3 separate regions of the Homo sapiens genome follow, and all the other regions are linked to region 1. A link is a contact called in ENCODE Hi-C or POLR2A ChIA-PET data. All regions are on one chromosome and are shown on one strand. The core of a region is the stretch at or near the end of the contact, and the rest is flanking DNA. Distances in the headings are between cores, read along the strand shown. Region 1 holds the start of ARIH1 (ariadne RBR E3 ubiquitin protein ligase 1). Region 2 holds the start of UBL7-DT (UBL7 divergent transcript). Region 3 overlaps LINC02255 (long intergenic non-protein coding RNA 2255).

Evidence for each region. A loop is a pair of places that touch in the nucleus more often than their neighbours do. ChIA-PET counts read pairs that join two places held with the same protein, here RNA polymerase II (POLR2A). Pooled maps may share reads with other maps.
Region 2: a pooled map shows a loop between it and region 1 (6-fold over the local background). The contact joins the promoter of UBL7-DT here to the promoter of ARIH1 in region 1. A Hi-C loop is called at or near these places in 1 of 37 single-sample maps with no recorded cell type and 5 of 50 pooled maps. POLR2A ChIA-PET finds 5 or more read pairs at or near these places in 1 of 52 experiments (PC-9).
Region 3: a pooled map shows a loop between it and region 1 (4-fold over the local background). The contact joins the enhancer-like site here to the promoter of ARIH1 in region 1. A Hi-C loop is called at or near these places in 1 of 37 single-sample maps with no recorded cell type and 2 of 50 pooled maps. POLR2A ChIA-PET finds 5 or more read pairs at or near these places in 1 of 52 experiments (Caco-2).

Annotation. Positions count from the first base shown.
Region 1 is chr15:72,472,800-72,476,364 of GRCh38, reverse strand. ARIH1 (ariadne RBR E3 ubiquitin protein ligase 1) reads right to left here and starts at 2,035. Exons shown (of 14, transcript NM_005744.5): 1 at 1,351-2,035. The coding sequence starts at 1,725. TMEM202-AS1 (TMEM202 antisense RNA 1) reads left to right here and starts at 2,126. Exons shown (of 4, transcript NR_135678.1): 1 at 2,126-2,490. RefSeq lists enhancers at 912-1,121, 2,572-2,671 and silencers at 1,672-1,901, 1,944-2,140, 1,992-2,331.
Region 2 is chr15:74,459,676-74,463,240 of GRCh38, reverse strand. UBL7-DT (UBL7 divergent transcript) reads right to left here and starts at 1,976. Exons shown (of 4, transcript NR_120377.1): 1 at 1,214-1,976. It overlaps UBL7 (ubiquitin like 7), which reads left to right and starts at 2,081. Exons shown (of 11, transcript NM_032907.5): 1 at 2,081-2,204. RefSeq lists enhancers at 562-1,062, 2,010-2,159, 2,450-2,539, 1,994-2,840, 2,996-3,515 and 1 more.
Region 3 is chr15:74,383,363-74,386,927 of GRCh38, reverse strand. The region is part of intron 2 of LINC02255 (long intergenic non-protein coding RNA 2255); the gene reads right to left. Among named protein-coding and RNA genes, the nearest start is that of LINC02255, 6.1 kb to the right of the region's middle. RefSeq lists enhancers at 357-897, 1,710-1,829, 1,425-2,624, 2,550-2,809, 2,900-3,199 and 3 more. Within about 2 kb of position 1,712, at least 14 of the 41 ENCODE cell types and tissues checked have a DNase peak (open chromatin) inside an H3K27ac peak, as active enhancers do.

The sequences.
Region 1 (3,565 bases), core at 786-3,285:
CTTCTACAATCCTCAACTTCCTTCTTAGACTGTGTTCTCTAGATTAAAAATGAAGACTTCCACTATTTAGTAATGGCACTAGATATCAGAGATTTTTCTATTATGCAAAACACTGTATTGAAACAGTGCCTGAATAGATGCTTCAATTTTTAAAACTGTTACTTATAATACTATAAAAATCAGTTAATAATAGAAAGTCAACGAGTTGACAGTGACATACTTCTAATTTGTCAATGAATATTTAGCCAACCAATTTAAGTTAAACAAAAAAGAAATAATACTGATAAAAGAGGCAATAGTAACTTGCTGCTCATATATGTTTCCTTCCAGGTTTTCTAAAAATTGCACTGAATCAAGCTTCATTTTTATTCTTCAGCCATATCCCTGACTCCTCAGGAGAACTGAGGTTTTTTTTTTCCCCAAATGAAAACTTTTGAGTTTCTAAAGCTCAAAAATGCAAAATCTGACGCACATGGTTAAATGAGATGTGGTTATCAACTTACACCAAGCCTAACTTACCACAAAATAGAAAATATCAGAGAAAGGAGTTCACAAGCAGAAAACCTCTGCTTTCTAACTCACAATAGAGTCTTGTCCAATATTAGACAACACTGCGTTTTGTTGTTGTTTTAGCTACAAGGAAGGGTATGCAATATGCAGTAACTATTCCAACAGCTTCAAGCAAGTCATCTGCTACGACTAGAAAAAGTAGCAATTAGGTCCCAAACAGCAAAGACATAAAAAAGATGTAAGCAGAAGCCTCACCATCTGAAAAGAAGGCCCATCAGCACCTCTTCCGAGAAATACTTCCCTTCCCCCACCTTTAAGTAGGCACTTGAGACTGCCAAGATCCATTTCTTTATTAACTGGTGCCCACTTGGGGCAACTGTACACCAAGCTGCTCTTAGGCCTACTCTAATCCCTTCCAAAAGTGCTCAAATGAGGCTACGGCCGGGGTAAGTCCCGTCAGGGCCCAATTCTTCCTGACTCCTCTTCTCCACCCCACCTCCTCCGCCCCGCCCCAGTAGGCGATCGCCCGGCCAGAGAAAGGACACCCGGCCCAGGGACTGGCAGAAATTGCCCGCAAGAGAAGGCTTAGGCGACCGAAGGCCTCCGCCATAGCAGGACTTGGGAAGCACCGCCCCCAGCGCACCTCCCCACACCCGGCTAATCGGCGAACCTCTGCTTTCGACACCCTCTATCCCCAGCAGAGGCAGCGGAGAAGACAAGGCCGGGAGGCACCGGGCTAGGCTGCGCACCAGGCCCAGGCCTGTCCCTCGGGACCGCGCGTGCCGCCTGAATCCGCTCCCCCGTCGGGCCCGGTCCAGCTGGCGCGGCGGCCACCCTCACCTGGATGACCTCGTTGACCTCCCGGATACATTCCACCATGTGTTGTAGAATCTGCTCGGCCGTGAGCACCTCGTAGCGGTAATCCTCCTCCTGCTCATGCCCCGGCCCGCCACCACCACCGCCGCCGCCGCCGCCGCCGCCACCGCCGGGCCCCAGAGCGCTGCCGCCGCCACCGCCCGTCTCCCCGCACAGCAGTCCGTCCCGCTCCCCGCCGACGCCCAGCCCGGGCTCCACCAGCTCCACCTCGCCCAGATCCAGGGTATCATCGTCCGGCTCGTCGTCGTCTTCGTCCTCCTCCTCCTCGGCGCCGCTGTCCTCCTCACTGCACTCCTCGTCCTCGTCGAACTCGTAGTTGTAGCCCTCGTCCGAGTCCATGGCGCGACGCGCGGGGGCCCGGCGGACGCTGGCCGAGGCGGGGAGAGGGCGGGGACGCCGAGGCCCCGGCTCTCGCTCCGGCTCCGGCTGATGTCCGGACGCAGGCCTGGCTCCGGCCCCGCGAGCCGCGGCTCCTCCCCAGGAGCGGCGGTTGGCGTTTGACGGCTGGTGGCGGCGGGGAGGGCGCGGAGGAGGGAGGGAGGGAGCGAGGGGGCCGCTTGCTGCCCGCCTCAGTCAGACGCGGCTCCGCTCCGGCCTCCGAGAGAAAACAGTCCCCAACGCCACCTCCACGGCCGCTGCTATCGCTACTGAGCCAACAAAGGGGCGTGCGTCACCGCGTCGCGCTGCGTCGTCGCGTCACTCCTCTTTGCGTCACTGCGCCCCGCCCCACCGCCCCTGCGTGGAGCCCGGGGAGACCCCACGGCCCGGCCTTCCTGGGCCTGGGACCCGAGGGGAGCCGAGCGGGAATTGCTTTCCTGGTTCGATCCGCTGCCGCTGTGAGGGCCGAGCGGAAACCCGTAGACCTTTTATGTGAAGAGATTGCGGCCTCCTGGTCACCAGTCACCGAGAGAGGGACCCCTGGACCGCCTACGTGGTGGTGTCTGCCGCAGGCCATAGGGATCCAGCCCACTTAGGCAGTCCCTTGGGGACGCGGCCTTCCCTCCGGAGCGGAAAGGCGCTTCCCGCCCGCCCTGCGGTAATCCCGGAAGCCCTCAGCCGTTAAGCTAAAATTTCTGTTGCTTTGGCTACTGATGGAAACCTGTTGTAAGTGGAACCTCTAAACTGTATGACAGGTGAACCCACTTTAGGTAGCTGTGTGATTCTGTCCACTTGTACAGACGTGCAGTGGTTTTTAAGTCTCCTATAATGACGTCATTTTAAAGAGGCATTTCCTCCACCCCGCTGACAAGAGCGCCTCTTGAGGGCCCTAAACAATGTAAACAGCGATGATTTTCATGAATTGAGCACTGTGTAAGGGCTTTACATATATTCTGTCTCATCTTCACGGAGCCATAGTACCCATTTTATACCTGAGGAACCTGAAGCTCAGAAAGGAAAAGGGACCTGGCCAAGACCACATAACCCTTGCCCTATTTTAACCGCTGGATGCCCCAAAACATGAATCATAAAAATGCTTTGTAATGTAGATATATTATGTACTATGTAGTACATAAAAGACATGAATGCTTCAACAAAATACAGGCAATAATAGAAATATCTACAAGGGCCAAATGTAGCCAGAGAGATAATGCTTGAATCTCATCTGAAAGTGTGCTATGTGAGCTGAGTGTTGATGAATGGCTAGGAGTTCAACAGAGAAGGTAGGGAAGATGGTCTAGCCGCAGAGAACAAGCAAAAGCGCAGAAGGTGTCAAGTAAGTAATAGTTTGGGGAGCTTAAAGTGCATGGAGGGTACATGGCAAAATATTAGGCAAGTTAGTCAGGGGTCATGTCAGTTAAGAGCATTTTATGCCTAAGAGTGGGCTTAAATCTTTGCAAACAGGACATGCGAGCCAGAGAAGTGTTATGAAGGAAGAAGAGGCATAAGAAGGCTCCCTCTTGAGATAATCTGAAGAATTGGCCAGATTGAAAACCTTTTAAAATCAAAACCCCTGATTTGTTGATAAATCTTACTGTTCAACCTATAGGTTCCCTTTGGAAATTGATTTTGAAAAGTGAAAAATTCCATTATAATGTTAAAAAGCCTCTTCCAATTTGTCCATTTTGTAAGTTTTAAAATACCGATAATTATATTTCTTAACCTCAGGATTTACAAAGTAAAGCATTTAACCTCAATACTGGTAGTCTAGGTTTTTGTTGTTGTTGTTGTTGTTTGTTTT
Region 2 (3,565 bases), core at 727-3,226, 2.0 Mb before region 1:
AACAAAGTTAACAATTGTCATCTATTGGTGATAGAATAGCCATGCCCCTCTTAAAGCCAAAAGGCTAGCAGATATCAAGACCTACTCTAAAGTTAGAGAAATCAAGACGTGTGACATTGGCACAATGACAGAAAAATACACCCATGGCACAGAATAAGAGTCAAAAATTGACCCAGACATACATAGTCACCGGATTTATGACAAAGCTGCCACTGAAATTCAGTGGGAACAAAATTTTTAAATAGTGCTGGATCAATTGTACACCCATATGGAAGAGATGAATCTTGATGTCTAACTCCTATCATATACAAAGATTAATGTGAAATTAATCATAGACCTAAATGTGAAAGATAAAATAACACAGAAGAAAACCTAGGATAGTATCTTCATAACGAGGGCAGGCAAAGATTTCTTACATAGGACACAAAAGGCACTAACCATCACAACAAAATTTCAGGCCGGGCGTGGTGGCTACCGCTTGTAATCCCAGCACTTTGGGATCACCTGAGGTCAGGAGTTCGAGCAGCCTGGCCAACGTGGTGAAACCCCGTCTCTACTAAAAATACAAAAATTAGCCGGGCGTGGTGGCAGGTACCTGTAGCCCCAGCTCCTCAAGAGGCTGAGGCATGAGAATCTCTTGAACCCGGGAGGCGGAGGGTGCAGTGAGCCGAGATCGGCCACTACTGCACTCCAATCTGGGCGACAGAGCAAGACTCCGTCTCAAAAAAAAAAAAAAGTTTTAAAATGAAATTAAATTATCTAATACCATTAAGAGTAAAAAAAAAATCATGAACTGGGAAAGTATTCACAATATATAATTTTGATAAATTATGGAGCTCAGGTGCAAGTAACTTAGTAGGCAGGAGAGGAAGGAGTCTAAAGAAGTCTAGTTAGGAAGGATTACTGAAAGAGGGGGTATATCTAAAAATGGGTAGGATGGGAAAGGGAGACTTTGGGAACAGCCATGGGTTCCTAATGCGCCCACAACATACATGGGAGTTATCCTGAAGATAAACTCCCTGAAGACAGTGAAAGCCATTTCAAAACTCCCCATATAACTTATGAGAACAGAGGGGTGATCTGCCTTTAATGTTAGGCCTTCTGAGATCCTGCGATCTGTTCGCTCTCCTCAGTAACATTACCCTGCTCAATTGCTGCCTTAATCCCAGGTCGCACATTGGAATGTGGGAATTCAGCGTTTACATTTACCCACACAGGATCAGCCTTCAGCTGCTACGATCAACTTCAGTATTTTCATATAATCACTTTTTTCTTTCCTTAGTTCTTGAATTATTAATTCCTTGAGAAGAGTCCAATCAGAGGTAGTCTTTCTTCAGTATTTTCGGTAATCCTAATTTCTGTGCAAAAAAATTTCTGTTCCATTTTAACCGTGCAGAACTTTCTGTTATCTAAAACACAGTTTCTCTATGAGAGTTCAGTGAAAATTCCCCTTCCCAAACTGATTCTATGAATGACTGTTAGATAAGCTTCACCACTGCATGTAGAGGGTGTACCAGGAACCCAAGTTAGTAGCTCTCCTCAAAGACCCAACTTTTGGAGGGGGTCATCGTCTGGTTCCTGGTATGCCTCCACAGGTAGGTCCGCCTCAGGAAGTCAGCGGCGAGGAGCACAGAAGAGGCTGCCTTCACCAACGGACAGCAGTTTTCATCGTGAGGGCCGTCGGCAACCGCTTGGATGTGTCTAAAGGGGCCGTTTGGGAACCGGCCCTTCTGGAGGGAAGGGTCGGAGTGGGAGGGGATCCGGGATCCGCCTTACGGCCGAGTGTCCAGCAGCGCGTTCCAACCTGGCAGAACCGACGTACTTCATATGCTCCTCAGGGGAGCGCGGGAATCACCAGGCTGAAGAATGACTGGAAATGGGACCCTCTCCAACCAAAGCACCCAGACATTCCGGCGCCGGACATTTCAAAGAGCGCGGAAGCCACGCCTTCCCCCAGAACCGGAAGCTTTGCAACTAGCGCCTCTTGTAGACTGGCTGTTTATAAGGGGGCGGGGGGCCACAGCGGGAACTGCAACTCCCAGAATGCAGCGCGGAATTTCCGGTTTCCGGCGAGAGGGCCAGAGTGAGTGTTTACACCGGCGGCAGTGCGGCCGGGTTCCTTCCGCGGGACGGGTGAGGGCGCTGGGGCCCTGGGCAGCGCGGGCTCGATGTGTGTCAGCCAAGTAGCTGGTCCCACTGGAGCGGTGAGGTCGCCACCGGATAGTGTTCCTGCCCCATTACTAGCGATCTGTGACCTTGGGCCAGTGATTTTACTGAGTCTTGCTTCCCTCATCTTTAAAATGTGGCTAATGCCTGCCTTAGGGAACCGTTGTGAGGATTAAGTGAGACATGGTATATAAAACGACCTCCTTCTGGCATAAACTTGAGGTGGAAGATACCTTGAGGATGCTTGAAGGTCTGCTAGGCAGCTTCACAGCCTTTTCTTTCCTCTTCTCTATCAGAGGTCTCTTTGGAAGCAATAATGATGACTATAACAAGAACTTATCTTGCTTTGCAAGATTCTTCCGCCGTCAGAGTTTCTGATTTATTTTCTGGGGTTCCATGTATGCCAGGTATGGGGACAAGGATGAAGAAAACTTTAGTCTTTTGTTTTCAAGGGCATTCAAGAATTGGGGTGGAGGAGGGGGCAAGCAGATATTTGTAGCCCTTTTGTTCTGAGGGGATGTGGGAACAACAGAGGAAAGAGAGGGGACTGAGGTTATTGAATCTGTGTTGGTTTCGGTAGGAGTTTGCTAAAAGGCCAAAAAGGGAAGAGAAATTACATGCAGAGTTAGATGAGCAGAGGTGTAAAATAGGGGAGAGCTTTGTTATGAGTGTGTACTTACATGTTGTGGAGGTCCTTTGCAGGGGTAGGGCTCTGTTGGGGAATGAGGCTGGCAGGGAGTTTTGTAAGCCAGGCGATGAAGTTTAGACTTAATTTATATAGATGGTTTAGAGGTATTGGAAGAGGTCTTTTTCTGGGGGGCCGGGGTGGGGCAGGGAGGGACGGAGTCTCTGTCGCCCAAGCTGGAGTGCAGTGGCGCTATCTCGGCTCACTGCAACCTCCACCTCCCGGGTTCAAGCAATTCTCCTGCCTCAGCCTCTCAAGTAGCTGGGATTACAAGCGCCTGCCACCACGCCCTGCAAATTTTTTCTATTATAGTAGAGATGTAGTTTCACCATGTTGGCCAGGCTGGTTTCAAACACCTGATCTTAAGTGATCCGTCCTCCGCGGCCTCCCAAAGTGACAGGATTACAGGTGTGAGCCACCGCGTCTGGCTTTTTTTTTTTTTTTTTTTTTTTTTTTTGCGACAGAGTCTCTCTCTGTCACCCAGGCTGGAGTGCAGTGACGTGATCTTGGCTCACTGCAACCTCAGCCTTCCGAGTAGGTGGCACTACAGGTGCGCACTACCACGCCCAGCTAATTTTTGTATTTTTAGTAGTGACGGGTTTCACCATGTTGGCCAGGCTGGTCTTGAACTCTTGAGCTTAGGCAATCCGCCCGCCTAGGCCTCTCAAAGTGCTAGGGTTACAGGCATGAGCCACCGCGCCCAGCCCGACATTG
Region 3 (3,565 bases), core at 463-2,962, 1.9 Mb before region 1:
CCTCCTCAGCCTACAGTCCACGGTGCTGGCCGCCACCTCAGGAACGACTCCTGCAGACGTGGCCCCTTCCCATGTTTCTTTGTTCACGGCTGGCCTGGTTCTTGCTGTGTCAGCATCGGCACCATCCCCTGCCAGGCATGGCCGCAGTCCCACAACCAGCATGGCTCCCTAGGGAGGACAATGCCGGGTGGGAGGGTCCCGGCTGTGGGGACCAGGTCTGGGCCTAGGCAAGGAGAGTGCCCATCTCATCCTGCCAGATAATGGATAGAGGGAGAGGCACCCACTTGCCCCCTGTGCAGCTGTGGGTTTCCCTGGACAGGCTTGTGCCTGCCACCCTGGGGAGGCCCCTCCTTCTCCTCTCTCCTCATCAGGATGGCCTGGCCTGTCTCCCTCCTGCTACAACGCCCCTCCCTGCTGGCCCAGCAGGGTCCAGGAGCCTGAGCTACTGGGACATACCCAGCTTACAATGGACAATGAGCCCAGATCTTCCTCTGCAAGCCAGCCGGTGCCGGGAGGCGAGACAGGCCAGGTCGGTTACCTGAGGGGGATCTCTGAGCGCCTCCTCTGCTCTGCCCTTTGCACCTGCTGAGCCCATCTCAATGCCTTCCTCCCTCCTTGTTGCCCTTGAGCCCCCCACAGCACCCTTCTCCGGGAAGCCTTCCTGACTGCAGAATTCCCCAGCATGAGTCTGAGTGAAGGACCCATCCCTACAGGTCCCTGTCCTGGGAGTCAAGGCTCCTGGGAGCTGGCCCAGATATCCTTTTAGCCATAGCCCAACCCCCTCCTTGGCTCATGCTAGGCCCTTGGGCTCAGTAGAGACTTTCACAAGAGGTGGGGGCTTGTGGTGGCCACAGCATGCTGGCCTATGGCTTGTGGCTCAGTTGCCCATCTGAGAAATAGGGGCGCTGTCGCTTCCTCTGCCAGCAATGGTCTCCATCCCTCCCCGCCTCTCCGGTTTCCTTTATGGAGCAGCTCAGCTGTTTCCCAGTTGGGAAGCGCCCTGCTCCTCTGGGAAGGGCTCAGGAAGCAATTGAGGATCTGACCTCATGTTTCCGTCCATCCAGCCCTGTCTGGTGCTGCCAGATGTCTGAGGAGCTTCTGTGGGGGAGGGGGAAGGGGTAGGAGATGGGGCTGCAGGACTAGGGGCTGGATCTAACTCCAGCCCCTCTTGGGATGAGGCTGTTGTCCCTTTTGATGGGGAACTGAGGTCCCAAGTTGAGGGGAGCTCAGGCTGCAAAGCTGGCTGCCCGTGCCTTCCTGCTCAGAGCTACCCCTGGCATGTGCTAAGGAATTTGCAGGGGAAAAAATACAACTGGATGCCAGGCCTTGAGGCCACCTGAGGCCCACAGGCTGTGAGAATGCAGGTTTGGGCTGGAGCTAGCACAGAAGCAAGGTCTGCCAGGGGCCAGGAAAGGCAGGAGGCTGACCTCAGCTTGGGGGATGGGGTGGGAGGGTCAAGAGGACAACAGGCGAGGGAGGCAGCGGCTGGTCTGAGTGCCCCGAGGAGCCTGCCCAGGTGGGAGGCTGCCAGCCAGGCCCTGGGAAGGGGACTTCTGGGGCACTGCACCCTCTCTGGGAGTACCACTGAGCAGGGCGGGCAGGAAGGCTGGGCTTATTGCGTTTCAGGACCAGTCACTTCCTCTCTCTGGACCACACCTTTCAGATGAGCTCACCACCTACTTCAGTGCCCAGCCCACCCTGATGTTGCAGGAGCAAATAAGGTGATGAAGACTCTGAAAAGCAGAAATGTGGTATTATTAGTAGACTTCATATTTGACTTGCTAATTCACTTCCTAAAAATAGCTACATTTATTATAGCATGGGGAGAACCCTATGCTAGAGTTGGCGCCCTGGATTCTTGGTGCGGCTCTGTGACAGCTATGCTGTGTGACCTTGGGCTGGGTCCTAACCATTTCTGGTCGTCTGATTTCTAGGTGGAGGCTGGATAGTCCCTGAGGGCCATAGGCCCTGAGATTGGAACAGCAGCTGGATGCAAAATCATCAAGGAGGATGTGGACTGGATGTGGGCTCTGGAGGACTGGCTTCCTCTGAGTCACGGGTCAGAGCAATTGGTGCCACTGAGGCTGCCCCTGTAACCTGTTGGAGGGGTATTGAGTCTTGTGTCTTGCCTTGATCTTGAGGCCCCAGGGGCAGGTTGCCTGGTCCCCACCACAGAGCCCAACCATTAGGAGGCTCCAAGGACTGCAGATGAAAAGGGTCACAGAGAGGAGCTAGAGCCAGATGGGGTGGGGTGGGGGAAACCGTGGGACATCCAGCTGGCTGGGGAACCCACTCATTCACAGCACGTTTACTGAGGGCCTTCTATGTGCCTAGCACTGACTCTGCCACATGCTGCAGAGACAATGGAGGGTGAACTAGACCAGGCCCTGGTCCCTGCCCTCCTGGAGCTTCAGCTGTAGTACAGGAGGCAGGCACTCATCACTAACCACACAACTAAACTCTACAAAGGGCTCAGAGAGGGGTGCATGGTGCCAGGAGCACATGTAATGGGGGATTTGACTTAGGTGAGAGGTCAGAGAAAGCTCACTGGAGGAGGTGACATGGGTTGAAACCTGAAGGATGAGTAGGTACCTGCTAGGCAAAGCAGGGGTGGTAGGGGAATGCTAGGCAGAAGGAAGAGCAGAAACACTGGCCAGGTGGTGAGCAGGGGGTGCAGAGGGGCTAAGGGGAAGCCAGAGTGGCTGCAGTGGACACCGGGACCCAGGAGTCCTGCCTTTACCATCAGCTTGGTGAAAAAGCCCCTGAAGAGGAGATTTTTGATCTGAAGCAGCTGCTATGTGGGCCTGATGGTGGTTGAACCAGAGTGCGGGGGTTTAGATGGCCACGGGCCAGACTCAGACGTCAGCATGAGGCAACGGAAGGGATCAAGGTGGTTGTGTCTAGAGACACTGATTCATAGAAACTCTGGCCTGGAAGTGCACATGTCTGAGGACACAGGTTACCTGGTGGGTGTTTCTTCCTCCTTCCTGCACTCTCCTGTCTGGTTTCAGTTCTTCTGTCAGCCCCGTGAGTCACCGGCTCCTCCAGGTGGTGCAGGCCCGGGACCTGCCAGGATGCTGTCCCCACCCCCTGAATGTGCCCCCATCTCCATTTTCCTTGCCCCTCTGTCCCTGGGTGCCTGCTGTGACTCCCCAAGCCCCTGCCCACCCTGTCTGCTCTCTGTGTGGTGGAACCATCAGCCTGGGAGAACTGAAGAGTTAATTGTAGGACAACTGGCCCTGACAGGGGCTTTCCAGTAGACAGTGTGTGAACTTTGGTGTATGGTGGCATTGATGGGAAACCAAGGGGAGTGGTGCTGAAAGGGGCCCCTTGGAGACCATCTGTCCATGCTGCACAGGGCACAGTGGGCTTGGGGCTGAGGACCACCACGAAGCCTAGTAGCAGGGGATGGGAACCCCTAGCCCCCTGGTATTTTAAATCTTGGGAGAGGCAGGTGCGTGGGGCCTTTCTGACCTGGGGCCTCAAGATCCCCTGCCTCCTAGATCTTGTATTGCCAGCTGCTGTGGGGCTTTTGCCCCGAGAAGCTGGACTCCTGGGATTTTGA